2 separate regions of the Homo sapiens genome follow, and region 1 is linked to region 2. The links are chromatin loops, found by intact Hi-C in ENCODE. Cell type or tissue: K562. All regions are shown on one strand. Each heading gives the region's core, and the rest is flanking DNA. Links, peaks and the distances in the headings are about the cores only.

Region 1 (10,490 bases), core at 3,886-6,385, 150 kb before region 2:
ACATGATTTTACTCATATGTGGAATCTAAAAAAAAAAAAAAAAAAAGTTGGTATCATGGAAGTAGAGAGTAGAGCAGTAGTTACATTACAATTAAATAGGAGGAATAAGTTCTAGTGTTCTATTGCACAGTAGGATGACTATAGTTAACATTAAGATATTGTATATTACAAAACAGCTAGAAGGAAGGCTTTTCAATATTGTCACCAAAAAGAAATGATAAATGCATGAGGTGATGGATACACTACCTGATTTGATCATTATACTACATATACATGAATCAGAACATCAAATTGTACCTCATAAATATCTACAATTACATGTCAGTTTTTGTTTATGTTTTTGTTTTTTTTTAATTTATGAAAACAAATGAGAATGGAAATCAATGATGTATGTGGTGGAGGGCCAGGCTGAGGCTGAGGAAAATACAGTGCATAACATCTTTGTCTTACTGTTTTCTTTGGATAACCTGGGGACTTCTTTTCTTTTCTTCTTGGTATTTTATTTTCTTTTTCTTCTTCTTCTTTTTTTTTTTTTAACAAAGTCTCACTCTATTGCTCTGGCAGGAGTGCAGTGGTGCAGTCTCGGCTCACTGCAACTTCCGCCTCCTGGGTTCAAGCGATTCTCCTGCCTCAGTCTCCTGAGTAGCTGGGATTACAAGTGTGCACCACCATACCCGGCTAATTTTGTATTTTTTAGTAGAGATGGGGTTTCACCATGTTGGCCAGGCTGGTCTCAAACTCCTGACCTCAGGTAATCTGCCCGCCTCAGCCTCCCAAAGTGCTGGGATAACAGGTGTGAGCCACTGCACCCAGCCTCTTCTTGGTATTTTAAAATGTTGTTACTTTTACTAGAATGTTTATGAGCTTCAGAATCTAAGGTCACACGTTCGTTTCTGTTTATCCAGTTTAAGAAACAGTTTTGCTATTTTGTAAAACAAATTGGGAACCCTTCCATCATATTTGTAATCTGTAATAAAATAACATGGAATTGGAATAGTAATTTTCTTGGAAATATGAAAAAAATAGTAAAATAGAGAAAATAATTTTAAGTGTTAGTATTTTTATTTCTTTATTATTTTTAGTTTATCATCCTGCAAAATTAAAAGTTATATCCCTGGATCTTGTTAAGTCGAAATTAAACTGTAATAAATGAAACCTTTGCTCACTAGTGCATTTTTTCCCCAAACATCCACTGAGCATCTGGTCTGTGGAAGGCCCTGGGTCTGTAGTGGAAATGTTAAGCCAGAACCACCTTTACCCATAGGGTGGTAGAGTCTAGGGGCTGCAGTCAAGTAACAAGGTGGCAAGATGTCCTCTAAGACCCAGAAGAAAAGTAAGACGGGGTGAGGGTATTGGGCTGTAGGTGAGAGTGGTCACGTACATCCTCTGAGCCAGGACTTTTGGGGCTTTGAGAAACTGCAGTTCCTTCTGGTGAAGATGAATCCAAAGAAGCTGGGTGGTGCCAGGGTCAGAGCCTCACATAGTTGACAGAGCAAATCCTGGGATGTAAAACTGCTCTGAGCAGTTCCTTTTGGGTGGTGGATGAACAGAGAGGAGTCCACCTGGGGCAGGAATGGAAGGTGTTCTGCACTCTTGTCTCAGTGCAGTTGAACTCCTAATTAAATTAAAAAAATAACTAGGTGATAGATACCCATCATATGCAAGGGTCTCCTGAGAGATAAGGATCTCATAATAAATAAGCCTATGAATTGATGCCTAGAAGTTAGCTGACTCCATTAGAGAAACATTTTAATTGGGTTATTTTTAGTGTAATTTGAACAACACTAAGCAAGGGCTAGATTTTGAGTGGTGATGAAATGAATGAAAATCATGATTTGGATGGAAAAGAACCTTGGAGAGAGGGAAGGAGTTGATACTTGACTCAAATTCCATGAACTTTGAGCAGCATCCAGCAGGGAGAAACTCCTGCACATGAAATGTTGAAAATATATCCTCTAAGAGGGAAAATTTACTGAGTTTTATATGTGAAGCAACATTTGTGACTGATTTGGGATTCCATGTTCCACTGAGCTGCATATTCTGAGATGTACTGGATAACAATGACAAAAATTCCAGAGAAGACTGTGGTGGGGTCTGAGGTCAAATAATATTAGAAATAACAGCCATCTGCCATTCATTAAACTTCTAACTATGCCAGGCCCTGAGCCAGGTTCTTCACTTATATTGCACACACTCCAGTAGTCCTAATGGACAGGGCTTATCACACCTGCTTCACAGATAAAGAACCCAAGGCTCACAGGACTTGGGCATTTCCCAGAATCACATGGCTAGTAAGGAATAGGGCTGGAACCAGACTCCTGGTGGGTCTGAATTCCTGTAGAGCCCATGCTGTTCCCACTCCTCCCAGCCTGAGGCCGACCTCTTGAATAGTACTTCATTTCTCTTCTCAGCACTGTACCATGTCTCTCAGGTGACAAAAATAGGGACTCTGAGGCCAAGGTAGCAGTCGTAGGCCTAGAGAAGGTGACAATGAGAATCAAACACCATTTCAGGGTGGCCTGTGGACCTTATTAATCCAGGGACCTACTGTGTCAATCCCCAGGGTTCCTTGAGAGCTGACTGTACCCAGGAGCTGGCATTTCTGTTCAGAGCCAGCACTTCCCCACATTACAGCACCCTTCCCCTGGTTGTCCCCAGTGTTCCCTCCTACCCAAATCTGGAACTTGGATTGCTGCCTAGCTTGTCACTGTGGTCTCTGCTAAAGGCTGTGCCCAGAACACAGTAGAGAAGCCTAGAATCGCCTGCTCACCCTGTGACACAGAGCATGCCTACACTCTGCAGAAGTACTCTGAGTGTTCTGTCCCATTCCTGGAAATCTCTCTTATAGCAGATGTCTAAATATCAGTGCCCAAAGTCAAATTTATGTAGAAATTTATGTTGAAAGGGCCTTTCAACTTCTCCTCTGCTTTCAAAGGATTTAGTCAGGAGCCGGGGAAGGAGAGCAGACAGGACACCCTCGGCTGGCAAGGGGCATTAGGAGGATGCAGGGAAGAGCAATTACCAGAGTCCACGAGAGAGACCACATGTGAAATCAAGTCCACAGAGCCCCAGGCAGGCTGCCACTGAGAGCTCTGAATCCAGATTTCAGCCCGGTGGGGGCAGAGACCTGAGGGAGAGAAGTGGGAAGTGGTGAAGGAGGACACGGCAACAAACAGGGATAGGCTTGAGAAATCTGGACACTATCATCATCAACAGGATGTGGCTGTGTGATCTGAATGGGCAGGCCTGTTGGCTGAATGCATCAGCGGCATGTTGGACACCTTATGCTCATTCAAGATTCCCCTCCCTCTGTCAGGAAGAGTATGGCTGGCTCCCTGCATCATTCTGGGTGAGCTACCTCTCTTGACCACTCCAGTGGTCCTGTGCACCCTTGCCAGCATCCCAGGGCTGGGACCTGTCTTTATGCCTACTTGAGCTGATGAATTATCCCCTGGGGAACCTCCATAGAGGTTGGGCTATGTGTGTGGGTTGCTGACTGATGATCAACAGCTGAGACTCACCAGGAATGCCAATGATCAGTGGAAGGTGGTAGTGGGGCTGCATGGAGGGGAAATTGGAGGAAAAGTGACCTGGGACTAATCAGCTCAGACTCTGCAGATGAAGGGCTTGTGTGGACATGCCTTGAAAATGATCCAGCTGGTGTCCCTGACTCAGATGGCCTCCTGTGTCTTCTGAGCTCTTGGCATACAAGGGGACAGGTGTCTTGGGACTGCAATCACTGGCCTGTGTTGCCACCAGACACTGTCTGGGGTAGAGGGCTGGCCAAAGGTGTGGACATGGGCAAGTTGGATGGAAACCCTGTGAAGATGGCACCCTTCATTGTTAAACTGACAGAACATGTGGGATGCAATGCAAAAAGCTGAAGGGGTGGGTTGCCCCTCCACACCTGTGGGTGTTTCTCGTTAGGTGGAACGAGAGACTTGGAAAAGAAAAAGACACAGAGACAAAGTATAGAGAAAGAAATAAGGGGGCCCAGGGGACCAGCGTTCAGCATATGGAGGATCCCGCAGGCCTCTGAGTTCCCTTAGTATTTATTGATCATTCTTGAGTGTTTCTCAGAGAGGAGGATGTGGCAGGGTCATAGGACAATAGTGGAGAGGTCAGCAGATAAACACCTGAACAAAGGTCTCTGCATCATAGACAAGGTAAAGAATTAAGTGCTGTGCTTTAGATATGCATACACATAAACATCTCAATGCCTTAAAGAGCAGTATTGCTGCCCGCATGTTCCAACTCCAGCCCTAAGGCAGTTTTCCCCTATCTCAGTAGATGGAAAATACAATCGGGTTTTATACCGAGACATTCCATTGCCCAGGGACAGGCAGGAGACAGATGCCTTCTTCTTGTCTCAACTGCAAAGAGGCATTCCTTCCTCTTATACTAATCCTCCTCAGCACAGACCCTTTACGGGTGTCGGGCTGGGGGATGGTCAGGTCTTTCCCTTCCCACGAGGCCATATTTCAGACTATCACATGGGGAGAATCCTTGGACAATACCTGGCTTTCCTAGGCAGAGGTCCCTGCAGCCTTCCGCACTGTTTGTGTTCCTGGGTACTTGAGATTAGGGAGTGGTGATGACTCTTAACCTGCATGCTGCCTTCAAGCATTTGTTTAACAAAGCACATCTTGCACCGCCCTTAATCCATTTAACCCTGAGTGGACACAGCACATGTTTCAGAGAGCACGGGGCTGGGGGTAAGGTTATAGATTAACAGCATCCCAAGGCAGAAGAATTTTTCTTAGTACGGAACAAAATGGAGTCTCCTATGTCTACTTCTTTCTACACAGACACAGTAACAATTTGATCTCTCTTTCTTTTCCCCACAAAAAGCATCATGCACTATCCTGTTGGGAGCATCCTCACCTCCAAGACACTGTTTGGGCCTGAGGAGAAGGAGTCTGCAGTGACCCTGTCGTGGTATTTTCCACAAGAATTCTGAAATGAAGCAAGCACAGGTAAGGGAACTGTGGGTTTCTTCATGGAGGCAGGAGGCCCACACAGGGGCAGGCTCCACACTTTGAATCAGTGAATTCTCATGCCTGGTAATTTCATTCATTCATTCATTCATTCATCCAGCAAACTTTTGTTGAATACATGCTGAGGAAACATGAGGTAACAAAACAAAGTGATAAGGCCCTTAATCCAGTATGTGGGGGATGTAGGGGAGATGGTGAGGTGGTATGAGTCACTCATTTGAGCCAGGGAGGCCAGGAAGGCAGAGCCAGACTTGGAGGCAGGCCTTACACAAGAAAGGGAGGGACAGCCTATGACCAGGCCAGTAAGCTGGCCTTCTATGACACTATTGATCTGATTTTCTTCCTCAATGCTGCCTGTGTGTGAAAGCAACTGCCACTTTCTGTGCCCACCTGCCTTTGTTAATAGGGAAAGTGCTCATGGTTGGCAGATGCTCACTTCTGCTCACCTCAGGTCACTTCTACTGAAGGAGTGGTTTTACTGCAAAAGCACAGGAAGAAACTTTTGGGGATGATGAATATATTTTGCGCCTTCACTGTGGTTGTGATTTCATGGGACTATATATTTGTCAAAACTCTCTGAATTGTTTCTCAGTATTTCAGAGAAAAAGTAAGCAGGAAACCAGGAAGGATATAGATTACCTGATTAAAATTAAAAACAAACAAACAAACAAACAAACAAAAACACCGCATCCAACTATAGCAGAATAAACATTCCTCTCAAGTGTGCATAAAATATTTACCAAGCTAGATGGTATTCTGGGCCATAAAACAAACCTTACAAATTGAAAATATTAGAAATAATAAAAAGCATATTCTTTAAGATGCTTCTTGAAGACCATAATGTAGTTAAGCTCAAAATCAAACACAAAGATAACTGAAAAATGCTCAAATGTTGTAAATTTTAAAATATGCTCCTAAGTAATCTATGGATCAAAGAGGGATTCTTAGGATAATTTTAGAATATACATTACATTGAATGAAAATAAAAATATACATACAAAAATTTGAGGGATTCAGCTAAAGTAGTCCTTGGGAAAAATGTATAGCATATTTTAAATATTTATATTAGAAAATAAAATATAAAATCAATAACCAAAACTTTCACTCTAGGAAACTAAAGAAAGAAGAGCAAGTTGAATTTAAAGAAATTGAAGAGGATCCCACCTTCCTCCCTTCCCAAACTCCCACCTCTCCCCTCCTTCCTCCCTCCCCACCATCCTAGAACACACACACACACACACACACACACACACACACACACACACACACCCCATTTTACAACAGGTTCTTTTTATTTTGATCACCGTGGGGTGTACCCTGTGGGGTGTAAAACGTACTCTAGACCCTGTTGGCTATTTATTTGGGGTTAGACCTCTGGAGACTTTTCAGGTAAATCTGAGTTCTCTGGTCTTGCCCTGAAATTACTGGCTGCCCGGGGAGACACTAGGGATGTTGGAGGTCTCCTTGCTTTGGTCCTGCTGTGGCTAATTTTGATTAAGTTCCTCATTCAGCTGGTCACAGGGGCTGGATAGTTTTGGCTCGCTTCCTTCCTCAGGTTTTCTTGAAGCAGAGATCTTTTTTGGGAGAGTTGTTTTTTTTTTTTCTGGAATTCCCTAAAAGGTTTCCTTTTCCCTTCCTGGTTGTCTTAGGAACCTGAAAGGACAACAGGGAGATCACAGAAGGGGACTGATTTTGGGGAAGAGAATGGAGGAGGGGTGGGAACAGGGGCTTCAGGAGAAGAGGTACTGGCTGAGGTGGGGGTAGGGTAGGACAGGGTAGGAGTCTTGGGAGGGAGGAGTCAAGGGGAAGACTAAGAGGAGCTTCTCTCACCTTGATAGGACTTATAGACTTAGTTTGACAGGGGGCCTTCCTGTTCCTTGCCCCTTTGGTGTTGGCAGGTGGTTGTTCTTTGACACCTGGGCTGGAGGTTTGTGGTTTCCTGGTCATCTTCACCATGTCAGTGTCTCTCAATCGTCTACTCCATGCCTCCTGGCCTCCCTATATATACACCCCCTTCCACCGTGACAATAAAGCCATACCTGTGAGCTTTGATGGATCAGCAAGCCACTACCCAGCCAATGGTGGCTCTGAGGGGTGAGGGGCTTAGACATCACAAAGCACTATAAGGACATTGTCGTGAGTGGGAGGGGGGAAGGGGTATGGAGAGAGGGAAGAGGGGAGTCTGATGACAAAGCCAGGATGCTCTGATTGAAGAAAAAGGGGACATTTCTTTAGCACTCCTAAAGAGCTTTCCCAAACTGAGTAGCGGTGCTCCTTTCCTCCCATGTTCAACTTGGGTGGGTCACATGGCAGGGAGAGAGTATTTCCTCTAAGCCTTTTCCCAAAGTCACCCCACTTCAGTGCTTCCTTCTGTTTTCTCCCACCATTATCTAGTTTTTGTACATCTTACCGGAAATCTCTCCGAGGTAATCTGACTGTATTTAAATATATGTGTAGATGTGAATCATCCTACTTCACTCCTAAAAATTTCTCTTATGCATCTTGAAGACCACTCACTTGGATACCACCAAGGAACTTTCCCATCCTACCAATGGAAAAGTGTCCACAGAAGTCTCCTGGGGTTTCAGTTTTCCCCAGTCTGAAATCACTGCATTCAGGCTGTCAAACTCCAGTGAATACATTTGCTCCACTGGACATCTTATGTGTCTTGTTTCAACTGTAGGGTTATGCTCATCTCAGTAGATGTGGTACCCAGGCTTGGATTTTAACAGTGTAGAGTGAATGAGGCAGATTTTCATGCCAGAAATTACGCAGGATATTTGCATGTAGGAAACTAAAACCTAAGACTGACGAGTTCATGGAAAAGGGTGGTGTTGAGAAGAATAGTTCAACAACGTGCCTGAGGTTCTGTCCAGTGTAATAAGTTTTTTTAAAAGGCCTTCGTATTGGAAAGGGACAAATAAAACTGTCTTTATTTACAGAAAATAAGAGTATATACGGACAATTCTATCTATCAAAAAAATGCTTCTAAAACTAATAAGAGTTTAGCAATGTTGCTGGATATAGATCATTATACTTGTGTTTTTACACTAGCAATGAGCAATTGGCAACTGAGACAAAAACAATGCAATTTAAAATAGCATTAGACAATAAATATTAAATGGATAAATATGACAGAAGATGTATAAGATCTATCCATTGAAAACTATAAAACATTAGAGAGATAAATTTAATTAGAATCTAAGTAAACAGAGACATACACTTTATTCATGAGTCAAAAGACTGAATATTAAGATGTCATTTGCCCTCAAAGTTTTTGACATATTCAATGCAATAAAAATCAAAATTCCAGGATTTTTAAAATATAAATTGAGAGACTGACTCTAACATTCATATAGATGTGCAAAGGCCCTAGAATAGTCAAAGAAAACTAAAAAATAGAACAAAGTTGGGGGAGTTACCCTACTTCATTTCAAGGCTTATAAACTCGCAATGATCAGTATAGTGTGGAACTGTCATAATTATAGCAGTATATCAATGGAAGAGAATAAAGTCCAGGAGTGGATCCACATGTATATGTATATATAGACAACTAATTATTGATAAAGATGCAAATGAAGATTAGAGGAAAGAAATGATAGTATATTCAACAATTTGATCTGAAACAATTGGATATCCATATGCAAAACTAAATTTCAATCCATACTCTATCTATCTATCTATAAAGGGAGAGAGAGAAAGAAAGATATTTTAAGGAATTGTCTCAGGTGACTATGAGGTCTGATACATCCAAAATCTGTAGGACAGGGCAGCAGGCTAGAAACTGACACAGCGTTTTTACGTTCCAATCTTGTGGTAGAATTCCTTCTCCAGGAAACCTCGGTCTTTTAAGACCTTCAACTGATTGGATGAGGCGCACCCACGTTATGGAGGTAAACTGCTTTACTTAAAATCGATTGTAAATGTTGATCACATGTACAAAATACCTTCACAGCAACAGCTAGGCTAGTGTTTGACCACACAACTGAGTACTATAGCCTAGAAAAGCTAACACATAAAACTAACCATTGCACATACCTTGCCCCATACAAAAATGTAACTCAAAATGAATCATAGCCCTAAATGTCAAAAATACTTTTTTTCTAGGAGAAAACAGAAGAAAAGTTTTATAACCTGTGGTTATGTTTTAGTCAGCTTTGGCTTCCATAACAAAATGGCATGGATTATTTAGCTGAAACAACAGAAATTATTTTTTTTCACAGTTTTGGAGACTAAAAGTCACAGATAAAGGACTGGAGGGTCAGTTTCTTATTCCCAGCTTGTAGATGGCCCATTCTCATTATGTTCATTCTTGTCCTTTCATCTGTGCATGTGCATGGAGAGAGGGAGAAAGGGAAGGAGGGAGGGAGAAAGGGAAGGAGGGAGGGAGGGAGGGAGAGAGAGAGAGAGGGAGGGAGAGAGTGAGAGAGAGAGGGAGGGAGAGGGTGAGAGAGAGAGAGAGAGAACTCATGCAAGCACAAGAGTGCTTTCTTGCTTCCCTTATAACCACACTAATCTTATGGGATCAAGGCCCCACCCTTATGACCTCTTTCAATATTAATTACTTCCTTAGAGGCCCCATCTCCAAATACAGACACCCTGGAGCTGAGGGATTCAAAATATGAATGCGGTAGAGGACATAACCATTAGCAAAGAATAAACACATAGATTAATAAAACAGAATAGAGCTCAGAAACAGACTGGCACACATATAGTCAGGTGAATTGCAACAAAGGCAATAATGGTAAAAGTATAGTTTTTTCCAACAAGTGGTGCCTGAACAATTGGACATCTAGACACAAATAATAATAATAATAATAATAATAACCTAGACATATCCTTAAAAATTTCACAAGATCAACTCAAAATACGTCATAGATCTAATGCAAAATGCAAAAACCATACAACTTCTAGAAGAAAGCGTAAGAGAAAATCTACACAAATTTGAGTTTGATGATGAGTTTTAAAATTCAGCACCAAAAGTATCATCAATGAAGGAAAAATTAGCCAAGTTGGATTTTATTAAAATAAAAATCTTATGCTCTTCAAAAAACAGAGTTAACAGAATAAAAACAGAAGCTACAGACTAGCAGAAAACATCTGTAGCACACATATGTGATAAAGAACTTGTCTCTACAATATACACAACTTCTTAAAACTCAACAATAGAAAATAAACGAAAATAGTTGAAGATCTGAACAGACAGTACACCAAAGAAGATATACAGATGGCAAATAAGCATAGTAAAAGTCCTGGACGTCTTTTGTCATTAGAGAATTGTGTACTAAAATGAGAAACCACTATACACCTATTAGAATGTCTAAGATAAAAAAAAGACCAATTGCTAGTGAAGATGTGGAGCAACAGAAACTCTCATTCATTGATGGTGGAAATGCAAAATGATGCAGCCACTTTGGAAGTAGACAGTTTGGCATTTTCTTAAAAAAACTGAACATAGTCTTACGATAAGATTCAGCAGTCCTACGCCTAGGT
Region 2 (6,418 bases), core at 3,919-6,418:
CATCTCATTCAGTTTCATGGCCTTAAGTGCCATCTCTATACTGATGATTCCCAAATGTATATATCCAGGCTACACTTTTCTCCCACCCACATTTCAGACTCAAGATCACACCTGAATTTGGAAGTCTAATAGACACCTCAAATCACCATGTGGAAAACTGAACTTCTGACCTATCTTCCAACAAAACCAACCAAAACTCCAGGAAAACCAAACTCCCACAAAACAAAACAGCAGAAAAAACAAACAAACAAACAAACAAGCAAACAAACAAAAACCTGTTCTATCCATAGCCTTCCCCATTTCAGCTGTTGGTAGTTCTACCATTCTGGAGCCATCCTTGACGTCTCTCTTTCTTTCACACTTCATATAATTTGGCAGGAAATCTTATTGACTCCATTTTCAAAATAGAGCCAAAGTCTGAATACCTCTCACTATCTCCACTGTGACCATCATCTCTTTTGCAATTGCTGCAGTTGCCCCTTAATTAGCCCCTCTGTTTTTATCTTCACCATCATCAATTTATTCTAAGGGAAGTGGTCCTTTAAAAAAGTAATTCAAATTGTGTCACTCCTCTTCTCATAACTCTCCCAGTGACTCCCACTTTCAATCAGAAGAAAAGTTAACTTCTTCCAATGGCTACATGACACTCCATGATTTTCCAGCTCAATCTTGTTTTCTCTCTAACCTCATCTCCTGCTACTTCCTCTTTCTTCACTCTATTCCAGCCACACTGACTTTCTTGTTGGGCCTGGAACATGTTAATAATTTTCACTTTTTCTTGATTCTTACTAGAACACTCTTTCCCCAAACATCACCTTCTCAGTGATGCTCTGCCTGAGCACCCTATTTAAAATTATCCCCCCATAGCACTCCGAATCCTACTTATCAGATTCTGCTTATTTTTCTCCAAACCATTTATTACCTTCTAATGTGCTGTATAAATATAAGTAACTTGTCTGTTCCTTATATTTATTATTTGAGGTCTGTCTCATTTCTCTGGGATGTATGCCTCACAAGAACAAGGCTTTCAATTTGCTTTTCTCATCACTATGATCTTTAGCACCTAGGCTAGTACCTGGCACATAGTAACATATATTAGTTGAATGAATGAATGAGTCTGTTTGTGTCCTCTCCTCTCCTTCTGTCCTTCCCTCCTCTGAGGAAGAAGCATTCATCCTCCACTAGCAGCCAATTCTCCCCACTGGGCTCTGACCATACACACCTGCTTCATGAAGGCTTTCCACCCTCTCCCCTTCAATTGGCTTCTCCCTCTCAGCCTATAAACATGTTTCTGTCTCATGCATCTGTAAAACACAAAAATCAAAATGCTTCAAATATTTGCCTCCCTCTAGCTGTGTCTTCCTTCATGTTGAGCTTCCTGAGGAGTTGTCTATACCTGCTGATTTCACATCCTCCTCACACATTCACCCCTCAGAGCAGACACTTTCCAGATCTCAATATTCTCAACCAACATCATTTGCCAGCATTATGGGAATTCTCCTTAAATCTCTTCCTCTCCTTCTCTAAAACCCTCTAGCCCAGAGCAGAATCAGACATGGCCCCTGCACTAAGCCTCTCTCCCTGTATTTGGTGTGGGAGACAGTCACAGTTCTCACTGCTTTCGAGCCACTTCTCAAGCAAGCTGTCTACAGTCATACGCTCTTTTCTCTTACCTGTCCATCTCACACCCCCCCTCAACTCTGTGTTGAGGATCAGCCCCTGCCCGAAGCTTACCAATAACCTCCTTGTTGAGTCATCCACTGGACACCATTCAGTCCTTGACTTATTAGCACATGATTAAAACCACCAGCCTACAAGAAATGCCCTCCCTTGTGTTGGCTTCTCTGACACCCCTCTCAGGACTCAAGCTTAAGCCTGTTTATCTCTCCCTGGGTGACTGCATCCAGTTCCATGGTCTTGAATGCCACCCATGTGCCAGGCAATCTCCATCCCCAGTCATGCCTCTCTCCTCCCTTATAGCCTGGTGCCACCAGCCTGCAGTGCTCACAGTGGTCCAGTTTCCTGAGGTCTGGAATCCTGTTTTGTCCACAGCATTTCAACCGCCTTGGGACATGAGCCCTTGCTCTGCAGTGTATGTCTAGGGCTGAGGTCTTGCTCTTTGGCCAGATACTTCCTGGTGTTACTCAAGACCTCAAGGATACCAGGTGTGCCTGCGCTGTCATTTATCAGTTATTAGCTAATAATAGTAATGTTGAGAATGGCAGGTAAGCTTTGTTGAGTACTGACCATGTGCCAGACATGGTGCTAACTGCTTTACCTGGTCTTTGCCATTGAATCATCACAGGTGCCACGTGAGGTGGGAAGTATTATAATTTCCATTTGACAAGTGAGTAATGTGAGGTTCAGGGGCTTTAAGGAACTTGCTCCTAGTCATTTAGCCAGTAGTTAGGGGATGATCTGAAATTCAACCTGTGCCCTGTGTGCAGTGGAGCACAGAGGTCTGGTCACTACCCTGTACTGCCTCTGCCTCCATTGTTAGTCTATCTGCTTTGAAGCCTGGTTGTCCCCTGCTTGCTCCTTCATCCACTTCTGCACTTGGCTTAGCCCTGTACATAGTTCTTTCTCTAGGTGCTTTCCCCAGTGTCCCTGGCATCTCGGTCTTGCTGCAAGCCCAGGTACTTAACAAGCTAAGAGCCATGTAAGATTTGTCTGGGCTGGTATTTTTTCCTTGAGCTAATAAGAAAAGCATGTGTGCATGTGCTACAGTTTAGGCCATGCTAGGGCATGAACACACAGACTTTATGACCAGCAACTCTGGTTTTGTCCCTAAATCACATATATAGTAGGTCACATGGTGGTTTGCTGTTGGTTATTTAATTTGATAATTCACAACTGACAAGGGGGTTGCTCACTGCTATTCCAATCAATGGGTAGTTTGGTTTAGTTATGAAAACACAGCTGCTGTATTAACAGTTTTGTTTATATTCAGCTTGAATATCTAGTTGAAGAGAAGCACATCTGAAGTACAAACAGCCAGGGAGAGGGGTGTGCACCCACACACATGCACACACACACACGCACACACACACACACACACGTACCTAGACACTAAATGAGAATGTTTATTTCTAATGGAACTTTAAAAAGTGAAATGCAAAATGCAGGGAGCTGCTATCATGGCTGTGACTAAAAGCTCTTTCTCCTCCTCCTGCCTTCATTATTCTGTTCTGCCACCCTGGTCACCCGGGAAGACCCTGTGAGCCTTTTCCAACAAACCTCCCTCCTTTGCCTCCTCCCCAACTCCATCTGTCAGTTGTACATCTTAGATGTTGCTCCCTCCTGCGGCTCCTCTTCTGGCCATCCCTGTGGCTCTGATCCTGTTCACTGGGAGAAAAGAGGCTCCAGCTCTCCATCCCGCAAACTCTCCCGCCTACCCCCACCAGAGGGATCTTTGGAAACAACGTTTGGACGTACAATGTACCCTTTTGGTACTCGTCTGCAACTCCCCTGTTGCCCACAGGATAAAGTGCAATTGCCTGGCCAGCCTCCCACTCCAGCTTTATCTCCAAAAATTTCTCTTCACAAATGCCTCAGGCAATCTCCTCCTTGTTCTCTGTCAAACACCACACATAGCTGGTTTCAACACCCTGGCTGGCTCTCAATTTGGAATGTCCATCTCTGCACCTCTGCTGCCTATAATACCCTTTTCTTGCTTTGAGAGGCTAGAGATCACATAAGTGTTTTCCTGGGAACTCTGGGGCCCTCATGACTTTGTACCTTGTGTTAGTAATTTTTGAAAAAATAGTAATTTTTTACTAATTTTACCACAAGTTCCCACTCCTCTCTTGAAAAACATATGTAAGGGCCAGGACATCATCTGAGTCCTTGCCATATATTCCTCTATCATAAAGTCGATGGCCTGACCTAGACAAGCATGTGGCAAATACTTGAAAAACTACAAAATAATAATAACATTCTGTAGCCTCCACAAATCCTCACAGCTATCCTGTGGATGAGCTATCCCTTCGATGAGGTTTATAAGGAAGATGGCAAAGTATGATTAATATCAACCTGTAAGAGAAAAGTGCCTGGGAATCTCTGATGAGGGAGCTGTAATCACTTGCTTCCTTTGTCTGCCTGGGATTCAGTCGCTCATTCAGCAAACGTAATTAATGCCTACTGGTCATTGGTCACTGTGCTCAACCCAGGGGAATACAGGTAAATCAGACAAACCTTCATTTCCCGGAGGTCCAATGTCAGTGGAGGAAGAGACATGCATACAGGACACTTCAAATCCCAGGCTGGCTACAGTAAGGGCAGACATGCTCCTTTCCATAGCAGTCTGGTGTTGGACAGGACGGCAGGCGGATGGACTGGCAGCCTTCTCTTCCTCATGGCCTCAGCAAAGCCGCGTGTTTGCCTGTTCCCTGCTCTGCGGCATTTCTGCCCAGGGCAAAACTGGCTATATAATTTGCAGGGCCCAGGAAAAAAGAAAAATGCAGGTCCACTTGTTCAAAAATTATTAAAAATTTCAGCAGCAAAGCATGAAAGAAAGTATGGGGCTCTTCCCGGTGTGTGTCGGGGGGCGGGGGTGAGGGGCTGTGCAAGCCTAAACATGTCCTGCAGTCTCTTCTGTCTTGCACCGTAGTCTGAAGGCAGCCCCAGGTCCTAGTGGACTAACTCAGTGGTAGTAGGACACACACAGCTGCACACAAATCAGTGACACATTTGGTTGAGTGCCTATTGTGTACCCAGAGCTCTGCTAAGTCTTAGGGATACAGTGGAGACCCCAACAGACACATTTTGTGTGTATGCATGTGTGTGTTTGTCCCTGAGCTTACTTCAGTAGGAGAGACCCACTGTAAACAAGCTCATAAAAAATGCCCAAGATAATCATCAATGAGTGAGCAGTGTTGTGAAGAGGACAAAGCAGAGTGATGTGCTTGGGAGGTGGGGTGGTGAAGAGGGTGTTGTAGGTGAGTGTGGTAGAGCTAAGCCTCTTCAAGGATGCACACAGCCCCTTCTGGAGCAACAGGTGAGGATGCTGCCAGCGTCTGGCATCAGCTTGGTACACAAATCTTTGCCATTCCTTCTCCTTCTGAAGCAAATCAGAAGGGTCTAGGGAAAGAAGATGAAGTCCAAGTATGCTTGAGACTCTTGACGTGTCTCCCCTGAAGTGGGGCACTGCCCCTTCCCCTTCCCCCTCTGTGCCTTCTCGTGTCTTCTTCTGCTATCACCTGGTGCCAAGTCTCCAGAAAGATTCGGCCATCCAGTCTCAAGGAGGTTTCCAAAGCCTCCTCTATTCCAGTTGGTCCCTCTCACACTCAGCTTCTGGGGCCAAAGCGGGAGCCACATTGTGGCAGTGCCCCCTTGGGGTTCAGAGAAAATTCTCCAGTGAATGTCTCCGCCTGGTCCTCTGTTGGCGGGTCCTCCCTGCCCCCAAATACCTGGGAATTTGCCCTGTGGAATACCTCACATCAGAGCTTGCTGGGGAGACCCCTGTCTCTCTTCTTCTCGGTGCCAAGGAAGGTGCTGAGTTACCCGGCTTCCTTCATACGACAAGACTTGTATTCCGAAGGACTGAAGATTGTGGGCTGAGAGCTGGGAAAACCAGAGAGGGAGGTTGAAGCCAGGACACTTGGGGAAGCAATGGGGTGCAACAGGTGGCGGGGAGGAAGCCACGGCTGGAGAGCACAGTTTGACCCCGCGGCGTGCCAGCGGGCAGGAGGGGGTCGCCTCTGGGGCGTGAGCACATCCAGCCCCACATCTTGTCCCTGAAGCAGCTCCCTGCCGGCCACAGCCTGGGGCGCGAGTTTCCCCCGCCCAGGCCCCGCGCCGCGGGCTCGCCGCCTCCTCCCTCCGCCTCCCCCGCCCCTGGCTGTCTGGCAGCGCCGCAGTGGCGGCGTGGGGACGGGGGGCCTCAGCAACCGGGCTCCCGCCTCCTTCCCGCGCCCGCGCGAGCCTCCCCGGCTCCCCACCGCAGCAGCCGTCACGTCGTCGGAGATTTCCATCGGGGCGGGCCTGGGGCGGGGAGCGCGGGACGGGGCGGGGCGAGTGGGAGGAGTGAAAGTTGGAGCCCAGCAAAAGCCTCCGCCCCGCGCTCAGTGCGGCCAGAGCGTGAGCCGCGACCTCCGCGCAGGTGGTCGCGCCGGTCTCCGCGGAAATGTTGTCCAAAGTTCTTCCAGTCCTCCTAGGCATCTTATTGATCCTCCAGTCGAGGTGAGTCTCCATCCCGGGACCCGGGAGCCCTTCGCGCCCAGCTCCCTCTCCCCGGGAGCCGGGACGGCTCCCGGGACCCCAGCGGCCCCGCGTTCCTCGAGCCCCGCGCCCGCTTTGCCCCGGCCCTACCGCGGGCTGGCCGAGTCCCGCGTCCCCTCGATGCGCGCCGGCCTCGGCCCGCCTCACTGTAGGATGGGCTCCCGGGGTCCTTGAGGGGGAGCTCCAAAAGGAAGACAGG

What was found. Hi-C counts contacts between places; a loop is a spot of excess contacts. Peaks named below come from ENCODE experiments on the same cell type or tissue, not always from the same donor. Only the 100,000 strongest peaks of a DNase experiment are listed, where the experiment ranks them.
Region 1: it touches region 2 in a loop (2.7-fold over the local background); 1 of 110 quality-filtered maps calls a loop at or near these places.

The regions. Positions count from the first base shown.
Region 1 is chrX:152,123,975-152,134,464 of GRCh38, reverse strand. LOC100533997 (MAGEA10-MAGEA5 readthrough) reads left to right here. Exons shown (of 4, transcript NM_001204811.3): 2 at 4,852-4,976. LOC105373369 (a long non-coding RNA gene) reads right to left here. Exons shown (of 8, transcript XR_007068347.1): 8 at 6,271-10,490. It overlaps MAGEA10 (MAGE family member A10), which reads left to right. Exons shown (of 4, transcript NM_021048.5): 4 at 1-1,155. Among named protein-coding and RNA genes, the nearest start is that of MAGEA10, 9.4 kb to the left of the region's middle. RefSeq lists an enhancer at 4,465-5,664. In K562, for the core only: no CTCF peak of the experiment used is centred there; a DNase peak (open chromatin) is centred at 5,204.
Region 2 is chrX:151,974,332-151,980,749 of GRCh38, reverse strand. It overlaps GABRE (gamma-aminobutyric acid type A receptor subunit epsilon), which reads left to right and starts at 6,074. Exons shown (of 9, transcript NM_004961.4): 1 at 6,074-6,180. The coding sequence starts at 6,125. In K562, for the core only: a CTCF peak has its summit at 5,333 (motif pointing left); DNase peaks (open chromatin) are centred at 5,339 and 5,939; H3K4me3 peaks cover 2,044 bases.